Linked DNA regions of Mus musculus: region 1 is linked to region 2. The links are chromatin contacts, found by Hi-C or POLR2A ChIA-PET in ENCODE. All regions are on one chromosome and are shown on one strand. Each heading gives the region's core, a stretch centred on a gene start or an enhancer-like site at or near the end of the contact. The rest is flanking DNA. Distances are from core to core; before and after follow the strand shown.

Region 1 (2,700 bases), core at 74-2,573, 41 kb before region 2:
GACTTTGGGGCTGGTGGTGGTGTGGGGGGCTGGGGGAGATATCAAGATCCATGAGGACTGAACCAAGTAGCAAATGATACAAGTTCTGGTCACAGTTTAAGCATCCTTACCCTGCCCTAAGTATTAGTTCTCCATTACATCTCCAACACCTCCCACCTTTTGATGTAATGTTTTCAGTCTTAGAATCTTTTAAGTGCAAACAAAATGCTACTAGAACATATTGTGCGATGACAACAGAACAGAACAGTACAGAGCTGTCAACACCCTCCAGTAAACGAGACTAATTTCATAGGTTTTGAAAATGCCTTAAGGAATGTGTAAATAAAAATTTCCAGTAAAATGAAAGTCTGGATTTCAGTAAGAAACTGTAATAATGTCTGTAAGCAAGCCTATAATCTTTAAAACAACGATAGCATCATTAATAACAACAAAACAAAACAGAAAAATCTCCAGGAATCAGGTGAGATGTGTCTGAGGACATTAATAGTCCAAGCACTATGTCGAACTCTGGATGCCCACACACATAGACCATTTCAACTGGTCTATTCTATTCTATTCATCTCAACTCCATTCATTCTACGGTCTCGTCCTGAAGCCAGGAGGAAAGTACATTCCTGCACAGTGCGAGCAAGGTTAGTGGCCACCGAGCTTCCACGACAGAACCACAAGAAACTAAAACGGACGTTTTTTGTTGTTGTTGTTGTTGTTTTTTGTTTTGTTGTTGTTGTTGTTTTTAAGACAGAGCGGGGAACACTGTCATTTCCCGGGCAGCTCTTTAGGTACCCACTCGCGTTCGCTTGGGCAGTTGCCTTTGTGGTCAAGCGGTGACTAAGGAGGACTCCCATTCCCACAGGTAGAAACTTGGGTTCAGAAGTCACTAACTTCCGAGGGCACTGGAGTCTAGAGTACCCCAAAGCCCTCATCCCTGTCCCCCACCCCCATCCCCGTGGTCCCGCTGCGCTGGGTCTGGGCCTCTCGGCACCGGCGGCTCCGGCTCACAGCCCTTACCGCTGCGGGGCGACAGGCCCCAGGGTCGGCCGAGCAGGACGCTGAGGACCGGCAAGGCGCACGCGCATCGCACGGCGCGGGGTCTCGGGGCCCCAAGTGCGACGCGGCCGCCAGCCCCGCCGCGACGGGCGACGGCTTCCGCTCGTTCGCCTGCCGCCCGGCCCCGCCTCACTGCTCCGTTTTCCCCGCCGAATACTCACCACGCGATTATCCCGTTTCCCCATGGTGGCCGGCTGAAGGCGCGGGAAGCCGCCGAGGGAGCAGGCCCGAGAAGAAGCCGAAGCGGCCCGCCGCGAGTCCTCTTACCACCTCTATGCCCCGCCCAGAGAGCGGCGCCCCGCCAATCCGGGGAGACCGTATGCGCCACGGCGCCCCCTGGTGGTGCGGAGGACAGCCCGGCGCTAGCGACCGCCTGCGGTTCCCAGGAGCTGCAGCAGGATTCCTGTGACCCACTTAACCATTCCTGAGCAGGACCCACTCTGTAGTCAAATCGGTAACTCAGTTCCTGGGTATCCAATGCCCTCTTCTGACCTTTGTGGGTACCAGGCACACGCACTGCACACCTGTAGGCAAACACATAAAGTAAGTCTAATGGAAAAAATTGTCATAAAACTTAAAAAAATGAGTCTGGGACCAGTCAAATATAGTTAAGACATAATCCTTATCTTTAAGGGGTGTGTTTATTAACTCATAGGGGGAGATAAACACACACAGGTTAGACTTTACTGCTTTGGTGCTATGGGATTATCTGGATTGGACTTAAACTTCAGAAGTGGTCTAGACTCTAGAGACTAATTAATACACCATATTCTCTGACTATTCACAGGCTTAGAAAAAGTGACTTATGGATTCATGTCAACATGAATGCATCAGGAATAAAATCGATCAGAATCCTTTCTGAAATTTTAGAAAATGGAAATATGGGACTTTCATTATACTGAAGAAAATCCTTTAGCCTTTCCCCAGACCTCATGGATATGAGGTGAGGGGTGGGTGGGTAGACATCATGAGTTTGAGGCTATTTTGAGCAACAAAGTAAGTCCAAGTCTGATCTGGGTAACTTAGACATTGTGTAAAGTAAAATTCAAAGGGAAAAAGGCTGGTATATGCTGCAGGATATGTGATCACACTGTGAAACCTGAGATTGTATTATTTACTAAAAAACAGTTGTTTCTAGTTGTGGTATGACTCAGCACTTAGAACACAGTTTTAATCCCAAACAGTGAAGGTAAAGTTAGTTTGTAGAAGGAAGCACCCATATTTGAAAGTTATGTGTAATTGAGTGGCAGACAAAGTGATGAATCAGAGAACAACCTGACAAAATAGACTATATAGAATATGCCCAACTGTCAGGAGAGAGGCAGTGAAGCCACTTAGGAGAGCAGTGCAGAGAGAAAGCGAGGAGAGAGGCAGTTTTACTGAGATGGGTTGAAAAGAGAACAAGCTAGACACGGGTGAAGACAGAATGAGTCAGAGAGTGAGAAGGAGCCAGAAGATTAGAACAGGTTGCCAGAGTTAACTCGGGGCCAATCAGAGCAATTCAGTCAGAAAGTGAGAGAAGCCAGTTAGAACCAGTCAGCTTGGAGAGGAATTTGAGCCAGAACAGCTGAATTGAACCAGCCAGTCAGAGTTCAGAAAGAACAAGAGAGGGTGAATATTTTCAGCAGTAACTTATCAGAGCCTGTAAAACAT
Region 2 (2,700 bases), core at 168-2,667:
GTCACTTCTTTTTCATGATCTTTGAATTCAGGGGGCTCATTCTCTAACATAGCACTTTTCCATTTGTTTGTTTTTGTTTTTGCCACAGCATGCCTCAGGAATTCAGCTGTGGGCATGACCACCACTTACTCAAGACACAAGTCATCCTTGTGCAAAAACTGCATTGTGACCAAGTAGTGGCAAGTGACACTTTCTCAGAATGGAAGCCTTAACCATTGTGAAAATAATCACTAGACATTTCTGAAGTGAAGGAGTTTGATAGTCGGAGTGGCTTAGTATTATTATTAATTATTTTTAAGTATACTTTATGAAACAGGAGAGATGGTTCAATGATAAAGGCACGTGCCACTAAGCCTGATGATCGAGACCCATATGGTAGGAGGAGAGATATGGTCTGCTGATTGCCACACACATGCAAGCCCACGCACACGTTCATACCCACAGAAAATAAACCCAATGAATTAACTTTAAAAAGCTTTCCTCAGCAAGGAAGCACCGGCGTCAGCCAGAGTCCTACAAGTGATGTGAAAGTCGGAGCAAACACAGCTAAAGCATTTGCTATAAATAGTCTATACAGCGTCAGACTGATTTTTTTTTCATTTTCTCTCTTAAACTTTGAATCTGCTTAGTATAAAAATGTATACTTAGTATAAAAATTCCTGCAAGCCCTTGAGAGTCAGGGATGTTGTTTATTTGTTTCTGAGAACTGCAAAATTAGTACTGTGCCCAACCAATAAAACACAGCGTGAGTCCTAACAGGTCAAAATGAACTGACCCAAGAGCCAGCTTAAGTTTTCTTTTCTTTCTTTTCAGTTTTTAAAAATTTCATGTGCCTTGGTGTTTTGCATACAAAGTAAGTCTGTGTGACGGTGTTGGATCCCCTGGAACTGCAGTCACAGACAATTAGAAGCTGCCACATAGGTGTTGGGTCCTCTGTAAGAACAAACAGTGCTCTTCCCACTGAGCCACCTCTCTGACCCAGCTTACGTCTTCAGGAAACTTGCAGACTAGATTTGTATCTTTAATGATGGGTGGATATGGTGACTGTCCTTCTCAAACTGTACTGTAGCCCGAGTGAGACTTCAACCCTGGAGATATGTTTGGCTTGAAGAATAGTGACAAGAAGGTGGTTACAGTCATAACAAAGGAGTGGCCAAGTGCTGCGGCAGCCTCTGTGAAGACAGGAGTCAAGGCCATGTTCCCAGCGATTATCAGGCCCACACTCTCTGGCACCCCGTAGGATCTGTACTGTATGGTGACGAACGTGTTCCCCTTCTCCTCTGCCAGTGTGAAGCCAGCTGGTATCCTGCGTGAACACAGTATTCCCTGTATCTCACTCAGTCTGGATGGAGGCCCAACACTGGGTGATAACTCAACAATTCCGTTCAGGAAGCAAAGCCCATGGCATTCCTTAGAACTTTCAGACTGTCTAGATGAAACAGGCCCATTTGAATGCTTTCCCCCCTCCCCTTCAGTGATAGCTGAAGAATGTAGTTTTTCATGGGTGGACACACTGGGTATGTGACAGATGTAAATTCAGATACAGACAAAACACCAGCTACATGATTCAGACTCTGTACCATGCTTCCCCAGATCTTACTTCAGCAGGGGTCAAACAGAGGAACGCTGGTGTTTGACAACTGTCTTGAGTCATCAGAGGAAGTTCCTAGCGTTCGGATGTGCTTGTTGAAATAACCCTGGTGAACAAAGCCAGCCTCCCCCTTCCCCCCACACTTCCCCTCATCCCTGTGGGCCAGTGAGGTTTTCATTTTAGGAAATGGAAGTGTCAATGTGGACAAACTGTCCTGAGGTATTTATAGCGGAGTGTGTCATTTTCTTAAACTGCCTTCAAACCAGGTAATATGTGAATGGAAAGGGGATCTGAATTTCTTCCACTCTTTCGTGCCATCTGAACAGAACTGCGCTGAGGCTCCCTTACACTTAATGGCTCTCGGCTTTGTCTTTTGAGACTGGGTCCCTCACTTATAAAACTCATCTAAAAAGCTCAGGGAATCCTCTGGGACCCACGTCTCCAGTACCAGGATTTCAGGAGTAAGGTACCAGATCCAGTTTCTGTGTGGGTGCTAGGGAGCCAAGATTAAATTCTCATGCTTGCCTAACAATTCTCATGCTTGCCTAACCTTCTTGACTGGGGGAGCTCCCAACCCCAACGTTTTAAATTTTTAAAAAAGTGTCATTTTGAGTGTGAGAGTGTTTGTGCACGTGAGTCTGTGCCCAGGAAGCCCAGGGAGGCCATGGATGCCAGTTTATAGCATCTGCAGGGTGCCAGGTTTGCTCCTGCACAATCAACACCTCAGAAAGTTAGCTGTTGTTCTGCCTGGGTCCTCCTGATCATGGGATGTTTTAAGTGGAAAGGAGGAAAAAAAAAACAAAAAACAAAACAAAAGGAAAAGGGACCCTTGAAGGCTTATAAGCAGAGTCTGTTTTATATTCATGGTGAGGAGACTCTGACCCTCCCAGGAAGGCTCTAAAGGTTAAAAACCACGAGGTAGTAAATAAAACAGAACTACTGTTCGAATCAGCTCTCAGGGCGATGATTCACTGCACTGGCTCATCCTTGGGAAATCACCTACTAAGTGGAATTTAGCAGTGAAGGTGTTATTTTTGGTGCATGATTTATTGCTCCCCCACCCACCCCCTGGGGATTGAATCTAGCTTTGCCAGGCGGAAGTGCTGTCT

What was found. Hi-C counts contacts between places; a loop is a spot of excess contacts on that map. ChIA-PET counts read pairs that join two places held with the same protein, here RNA polymerase II (POLR2A).
Region 1: a loop to region 2 is called in a map of T-helper 2 cell, with 2.6 times the contacts of the local background. The contact joins the promoter of Fam133b here to the enhancer-like site in region 2. A Hi-C loop is called at or near these places in 3 of 37 maps with a recorded cell type or tissue (T-helper 17 cell, T-helper 2 cell and regulatory T cell). POLR2A ChIA-PET finds 5 or more read pairs at or near these places in 4 of 5 experiments (Patski and embryonic stem cell).

The regions. Positions count from the first base shown.
Region 1 is chr5:3,542,456-3,545,155 of GRCm38, reverse strand. Fam133b (family with sequence similarity 133, member B) reads right to left here and starts at 1,323. Exons shown (of 11, transcript NM_001042501.1): 1 at 1,209-1,323. The coding sequence starts at 1,232.
Region 2 is chr5:3,501,773-3,504,472 of GRCm38, reverse strand. All of the region lies in intron 5 of Cdk6 (cyclin-dependent kinase 6), which reads right to left. Among named protein-coding and RNA genes, the nearest start is that of Fam133b, 41 kb to the left of the region's middle. Within about 2 kb of position 1,417, at least 1 of the 3 ENCODE cell types and tissues checked has a DNase peak (open chromatin) inside an H3K27ac peak, as active enhancers do.